Regions from separate parts of the Homo sapiens genome. Here all the other regions are linked to region 3. A link is an interaction called in ENCODE POLR2A ChIA-PET data of the cell type or tissue named here. Cell type or tissue: MCF 10A. All regions are shown on one strand.

Region 1 (2,500 bases), 62 kb before region 3:
TGCTCAGGAGCTTGGGTGGGCGGGGGCCGCAGGCCACTTCGCAAGGAGGCCAGATAGTCTCCTTTACCCCTTGCCCCAGGACAACGTCTCCTTTGCCCACTCCAACAGAGGGGATGGTCACTCTGAAGAGGTGACCGCAGAGTGCGGGCAGGGTGGCGGGGCGACAAGAGCCCCCATTGGAGCCAGAGGGTGACCTCTGCACATGCTGGTGGTCCTCCTGGGAGCTGGTGCAATTTGAGCCAAGTTTAAACCCCTGGAGTACTGGAGCATCCCTCTTGGGAAAAGCGGAGGGACCAGGAGTGAAACACTCAGCAACACTGGTGGTGGAGGGTCCCCCAGAGAGATGACCCCAGGCAGCAACTGTCAACCCCATCCCAGGCAGCAGCTGTCAACCCCATCCCCTGACTAGATTCACCCTGTGCTCAGAGCAGCCCAGTTGCCTTTTGGCAGCCTCCTCTGAACTAGAGCCGGATCCCAGGGCCAGCAGGCCTGTGAGGGGTCCCCAGCACAAGACAGGGACCACAGGAAGCCGAGGAAGACACACGCCTGCCTGGGGAAGAGGCACAGACCCTTCACTGTAAGAGCCCTGCCTCTGGGCACAGGAGGGCCAAGGTGAACTCAGGTTGCTGGAGCTGGAGCTTTCTCCTTTTGCCTGTATGCGGGGTGAGCCGCGGCTGCCTGGGTCATGGCCTCCTACAGATCCTAAGAACGGAGACTCCAGTGGGGTCCTCCATGGGGTGACAGAGAAGACACCACAAATGCCCGGCTCAGTTTGAATTTCAGACAAACAGCAAACACCTTTGTAGTCTGAACGCTTGGCCCGAGCAGGGGCCAGGTGGCCGGGCTGGAAGATGTGGCTGAGGGACTGGCCCCAGCAGACGGTCAGTGGGTCCTGAGCCTGGGTGGGGCAGGGTCAGGGGCCCCGCTAGTGGGGTGTGCTGGGCCAGGGGCTCCAAGGTCTGGTGCAGAGCCCTGTGGGCCCAGGCCTGAGGACGACGGAGCCCCAGGGTCCTGGCATCTCACGGGCATCAGTCCTTGGATACATCTCACAGGAACTTCGGATCTTCACTGAAAGCCCCTCCTCCCCCAACCACTTCCGTCCCCAGCAAACACCACCATTTGTCAAGGCTCTTAAACCTAATTGGAGCAAGTCTGGAGCTTGTCCCAGGCTGATGAGTGGCCAGGCCAGGACTTCAACTCTTGACCACGTGGGAGAGTTGACATGAAACCCAGGTTTCCAGCTCTGTCTGGAAAACTTGAAAATCCAGAAACGTTGACTTTTGCATTACTCTTATGCGGCCCCATTTCGTTTTTTCTTTGACTGAAGAGGGTGAGTGAGGAGGAGGGGGGCCCAGCACAGAGCAGAGCCGCCTCCCGCACAGCCTCCGTTCCTGTGGTTCACGTTGCTGGTGAGCAGGTGACCTGGGCGGTGGCCTGAGAAGCTGCCAGGTTTCTCAGTAAAGTGAGAACCAAATTCCAGGCCTGGTCCTGACCAAAACATGCGTCATGGCCAGAGACGTGTGCAAGCCCTGGCAGCTCTGTGGCTCCGGGCAGCACCACACCCGGCCGGCGACCGGGACGTGCCATTGGCTCATCCCACGGTGCGGCTCTGGGGCCGCTCTTTCTAGCCGTCAGGGGTCCCTTCTTTTTGGCTTCACCTGGCTCTGAGGGTTTGGTTTCCGCCTTTCAGAGGATGAAATTCAGCAGAGGTATTGCCATCTTCCTACCGATGCTCAGATAGACAAGGTGAAACAGGGAAGCGGGTGCCGAAGCCCCCGGGGGAGGCCCAGACACACTCATTCACCACAGGCTGCCCGCACTGTGGGTGTAAGCCCCACTGCTGTCATTCACCACAGGCTGCCCGCACTGTGGGTGTAAGCCCCACTGCTGTCATTCACCACAGGCTGCCCGCACTGTGGGGGTAAACACCACTGCTGTCCTCTGAGGGGTCCCTGCCAGACTCACCTCCAGCTGTCACCATGCCTCTCTGTCCTGGTTCCCTCCCCAGACCCCGTTCCCCAGAATGCTCTCTCCTCCTCCCCTTGTGCCCTGAATGATCCCCCAACCCCTCCCCACCTCCCGCCCTGGCTAGGCCTGGGTCTCTCTCATCTCCCGAGGTCTGGCCAGGGGGTCAGGGAGATGGGGCCTGGAGCTGCTGGCCCTGGTGTGGTTCCCTGGTGGGCCACACTGACCTTGTTGCCTGGTGGTGGGGACAGGCAGAGGTGCAGGAACAGCTCCCCAAGCCCTGAGACCCAGACCTCCAGCCCGGTGCAATAGATACCCACATGGCAGGGGGCGGAATGAATACGCAGAAACCTCTTCCCCTACCTCCACACCCAGAAGAATTCCCTTATTTTCTAATTCATAGACGCCAGCTATCTTCATAGTCCCTGAATTATTAAGTGGGTTGTAATGGCCTTTGTGTTTTATTCATTATGTTTCTTACGTGTAGTGAGCCTCACACACCCCATCTCAAGAAGTTGTTTGAGGGACGCTGATG
Region 2 (2,500 bases), 51 kb before region 3:
TCCAGGAAATCATGGCAGGTGCACGCTGAGGTCACTTAGGCTGACCACAGCGAAGGTCAACGGCGGCCATCATAAATCAGTTTGCCCAGGACAGGCCCAGTGATGCCTGTGGTCCCAGTGCGTGTATTAACAACCTTCTCCTTTCTTCTCAAGGGGCTCAGATGGGTCGGTAGATTATACGGTCACCCTTGTCATGTCGGATTATGAACAAAATTTCAAGAGCTGCCTCCCTTCAACAAACCCACTGTGCAAAAACCCATCTTCCTAGTCAAGCAAATTAGGAAGAGATTATTCATTTTCCAAAAGACTTTTCCTTTGGCCAGGAAAGAACACCCTTAGTTTGCCAGAAAATCCTGCCAGCCGCCTCCCTGAGTGCATGGACTGCTAGATTCCGTTTTGTAAAATCGAGACAGCGGCTCAGGCGCACATGCAGTGCGTGGAGTGCAGAAGGCCTGGGTACTCCGGAAGCTTCCAGAGACAGCGTGGGGCGGCTGACGTGCGGGGAGACACAGACGTGGAGGACGCCACGGCCGCCTCGCCCCCAGGGCTCCCGGAGCGCGGCTGGCTGAGGAGCCAAGCAGATGGTGCTGCTGAGCGTTTCCTGCCTGGGCGGGAGGAGGTGGGGTTGCCGCCGGCGGGGCCTGTGACTGTGAGTGCGGCTCGCTGAGCAGCTGATGTGGGGGGTAGGGGGGGCGCGGATTACGCCATGTGTGACGGCAGAGGGGGGACAACGTGTCGAGAGACGTGGCCTTGGATGTAAGGAAGGGTCGTGAGAAAATACGCAGGAAGAGATACCCCGTGGACATGTTTCCCTTGGAAAGTGGAGGGAACCCTCTGAGCCGTGATTCCGCCTGAATTAAGCAGTGGCGGGCACTGGCCTGGCAGGCGGCTTCTACTGCCTTGGATTTGCACCTCTAAGGGGTCACAGGGGCCACCCCCGAAACAAGACAAAGTGTGATCATGGACAGGCCCTCGGGGGGCCGGAAGAAGGAACGGCTCCAGTGATGAAAGCTGAACGCCAGCTCTCTCCCCATCGTTCTCCCGGACCAGGAGAGGGCTGCTCGGCAGGGCTAGGTTTAAAAACCTTCCATGCAACTTACGAAGGCATCCACAGTGACTTCTGCTGCTGTGGTACGTTCTGCCCTCCCCTCCTCCCCGCCCCATCCTGTTCTCGGCTACAAGTTATTTATATGTACAGTGTCATCTGAACGTGCACGGGCCTATCCCAGGACATCACACACAAAGAGGCGGCGGTGAACCCAAGCCGCCGGGCCGGCCTGTGGCTCAGTGTGTGTTTCAGAAGTCCCGGCCCCAGGCAGCTCTCCTGAACAGAGCCACTGGAACTCAGGAGGGTCAGGACCACAGCCCAAACAACTGCGACCGAAAACACCCTACAGGGCTTGAGAACTAAAAAATAAGGAGGGATCTGGGCAGCCGAGCTGCCTCCTAAAGAAGCCACGTCATAGAGAAAACTGCTTGCTCTATCCATGAGACGGAGGCGGCCGGGGTGTCCTGCCAGCAGACACGGGTCTGTCCATCACCGGCCACCACGCTGCCTCTGTCCTTCACTCCCATTTAAGGGAAAACGATATCTCTTCATCTTTCTGCCCTGGACATTGGAAATCAGCGGTGAGAACAGTGCTCTTGCTACAAAATGCTCAGGTTCTAGAATGCTCCCATCTTTCCTTCCATTCCACATGGAGTTTATCCAAAGCACAAAGGCCAGTCACGGCACTGACATCCGTGGTGCCCGCTCACCGGGGAGTGGGAAGCACAAGCCTGTCCTCAGAGGACCGTGACTGTGAGCCCGCAGCTGCTTGTGGGTGGGGCCAGCCCGCAGCTCCTCCTGGAGGCCTCGGGCTTCTTGCTGCTGCATTTCTGTGACATGTGGAGGGAGGATCGTTTTGACACCTGCCTGGGAAGTTTCAAAGGAGATGGCCTCTGGGCAGGGGTTTTAAACTGAAGGGCACCACACAGATCCAGATGTGAACTGTGGCTGTTGTTTGCAATTGAAGCAGAGATGCAGAGGATGGAACAGGAGTGCTGGCCATGCTGCTCTATGGCCTTGGCCCAGCCAAGACCTGCAGTCAATGGGGCTACGGGACCCCCGCTACACAGGGACCTGGGAACCACCTTTGCCGCGGTTGACCGCTGGGCCCGCCATGCACCGCCCACACCTGGCTGTGCCTGGAGACTGAGAGCAGGGGGTGACGGTGGGCCTGGTGTGTGGAGTCCCGCAGCGGGAAGGGTGGGAGGGGAGGTGGGAGAGCGCAGTCACCCAGGGGTCCCCATGTGGGCTTGTACAGGCCTGGCCCAATCTGACAGCAACTGGGCAGGCAGAGCGAGCCCCCACTTTATGGGTGAGAAAACCGAGGCACGGAGAGGTGAATGCGCGTGGTATCAATGCCGCTAAGGCAGAAGTGAGGCGGAAAAGCCCGTCCTCGCGAGGGGCGGCCCTGTCTCCAGCTCCCAGGTACCTCCCGCTCATCTGCCCGAGGCT
Region 3 (2,500 bases):
GTGCTTTTAATTATCAGGCGCAGAGAGACCTTAAAATGAGACAGTGGTCACACCCTGCTCCCTGCTTTGAGCTGTGTGTTCATGTCTGGAAACTGCTTCCTGTTGCCACAAGTAGCTACGGATTAACCCAGTAATGCCCCACTGGACACCGTAACCCACACCCTATATCTTAACAACATACAGCCAATCACTCATCAATGCTATTTCTGTAAACTAATGAGAATTCCTGATAGAAAACTTGGTATCAGCCGACTCCCTGACCCCCACTTTCCTTTACAAGCCACGTGAACTGCTGCTCATCAGAGTGTAGATCCAGGGCAAATGGAATCTATTGCAATCCTCAAGCTTGGCCCAAATAAACTCTCCACTTAGATTAATTTTGCCTCCGCTTCTTTCTTTTAGGGAGACAATAGTGAGCCCCTAAAAGATGCATCCACCCAGAACCTATAAATGTGACTGAATTTGGAAAAAAGATCTGTGCAGATGTCATTAAGGACCTTCTGGTGAGGTCATCCTGAATTGGAGCGGGCCCGGATCCAATGACAGTGTTCTTAGAAGAGAGGGGGAGAAGATACACACAGGGAGGAGTCATGTGAAGATGGAGGCAGAGGCCACCTGGAGCCACCAGGAGCTGGAATAAGCAACGGGTTCTCCCTGGGAGGCCTCAGAGGAGGCGTGGTGCAGCTGCCACTGTGACTTTGGACTTCTGGCCCCAGCACTGTGAGAGGATAGGTTTTAAGCCAGGCGGTTTGTGGTGCTTGGTTATGGCAGCCCCAGGCACTCACGCACCTCTCCAGAGGTGCTGCTGCCCAGGGAGTGTTCTGCATGCTGCACCTGGCTTCCTGCTTTAAGCAGTAATTTGTGCATTGCTGCACATAAAGCCACCTCCCGCTTTTTAACAGCTGCCTGACACGAATCCCACTGTCTGGGTGTAGCATGATTTATTTCTCCAGACTCTTATCTGGGCATGTTGGAGCAGTTTCCAGCTTTTGACAACTTGCAGGTAAAGCTGTGTCAGTAGACTTGTGCATATGTTATTTAGCACTTGTGTGCACCTATCTGCAGAGCTGCTGGGTGTGTGCACTCTACGTTTCTATACCTATTTCAAAGAAGGCATCACAAGTTGCTCACACCAGTAATCGGTTAGGAGCCTCTCTCCTACTCCTCACTGACAGAGGGTTCTCATGCTTTTGTCTTTGGCTGTCGGATAGATTAAAAACAGTCTTACATTCTGATTTTAACTTGCATTCTTTCTTTTTTCCCATTAGTGTGTGTATCTTTCCATATGTTTAACAGCCTTCACATTTCTGTTTTGTGAACTGTTTTTGTACTTCGCCCATTTTCTATCACTTTGTTGGTCTTCATTGCATTGATTTCTAGAACTTCTTTATGTATGAACCAAATGAAGCTTTTCCTGTGCCTTGCATTGCAGATACTATTTCATTTCTCACCTGTCTTTGTTTATGGTGGTTGTGTTTTTCACCAGGCAAACATTTTTAACTTTATTATTATTTCTTTTAATCCATGTTTATGGCTTCTGAGTTTGTGTTCTATTTCAGAAGATCTTCTCCTTCTAAAACTAGTAAAGGAAATGGCTCTCTGTTTTCTTCTAGTATGTTTATGGTTTCCAACTTTATAAAAATATCTGCTGTAGCTGTAACATATGGAGGCCTTAGGGAATAAAGTAGAAATGCAATTTTATTTTTTTCTAGAAAACTATTTAGTTGTAATTCAGTTGGTGTCTTCTGAACAACTGGAATTCATCACACTGATAGGCAAAAATCACCTCTCCTATGTCCTAACTAGGTGGGTGTGTTTGGATCCATTTTTGGTTCCTCTGCCTAATTTCTTTGCTGTCCGACTAGGGGGTCCATGTCCCAACTACTGCAATTTTATAGGCTCTATGAATGTGAAGACCTATTTTAAGATATTTCCTAATATCAAACCATCTTCAAGTCTCCTAGGTCATGGCTTACAGTTTTTAGACAATTTAATTCACATTTTTGTGTTGGTGTTCATTCATAAGATTGGCTTATGATTTTCTTTCTGTGCTTGTCTCTTTGGGTTTTGGCATCATTCTTATGGTAGCTTCATAAAGAGAATTTAGAAATTTTCTTTCCTTATTTATGCTTTGCATCCATTTAAATATTATCTGTTCCTTAACAGTGTGGTGGAATGGCCTGTGAAACTATCCGGGCCTGGAGCCATTTGTAGCTTTGTTGTTGTATCAGTTACAGTCCTAGGCATCTATAGCTATGATCAGTGGTATAGCAGGTGTGTAGTGTAATAGGAGGGAACAAGACAATCAGGGAGTGTGATGCCTGTAAAGAATCTAAAAATGATAGTAAAACCAACTATTATTACCACATCTTGCCAATTCTAAACAGTCAGCAAGAGAATACACACCCTTTTAAGAGGACCGACCGCTGGCATATCATGGAAACACACCCTCCTTCCTCCCTAGCAAGGTGGCACAACTCCTGACCCTCTGCCAGTGCGC

The links. ChIA-PET counts read pairs that join two places held together with the same protein. Peaks named below come from ENCODE experiments on the same cell type or tissue, not always from the same donor. Only the 100,000 strongest peaks of a DNase experiment are listed, where the experiment ranks them.
Region 1: POLR2A ChIA-PET joins it to region 3 with 11 read pairs; 2 of 35 experiments call an interaction of 5 or more read pairs at or near these places.
Region 2: POLR2A ChIA-PET joins it to region 3 with 10 read pairs; 3 of 35 experiments call an interaction of 5 or more read pairs at or near these places.

What each region holds. Positions count from the first base shown.
Region 1 is chr21:43,372,207-43,374,706 of GRCh38, reverse strand. No RefSeq gene overlaps it. Among named protein-coding and RNA genes, the nearest start is that of LINC01679, 11 kb to the right of the region's middle. RefSeq lists an enhancer at 915-1,415. In MCF 10A, no CTCF peak of the experiment used is centred here; a DNase peak (open chromatin) is centred at 1,476.
Region 2 is chr21:43,360,614-43,363,113 of GRCh38, reverse strand. LINC01679 (long intergenic non-protein coding RNA 1679) reads left to right here and starts at 765. Exons shown (of 2, transcript NR_131902.1): 1 at 765-2,222. RefSeq lists a silencer at 526-675 and enhancers at 1,356-1,505, 2,289-2,500. In MCF 10A, no CTCF peak of the experiment used is centred here; a DNase peak (open chromatin) is centred at 1,213.
Region 3 is chr21:43,309,780-43,312,279 of GRCh38, reverse strand. LOC124905026 (a long non-coding RNA gene) reads left to right here. Exons shown (of 2, transcript XR_007067887.1): 2 at 403-1,235. Among named protein-coding and RNA genes, the nearest start is that of LINC00322, 21 kb to the left of the region's middle. RefSeq lists enhancers at 245-745, 746-1,246. In MCF 10A, no CTCF peak of the experiment used is centred here; no DNase peak of the experiment used is centred here.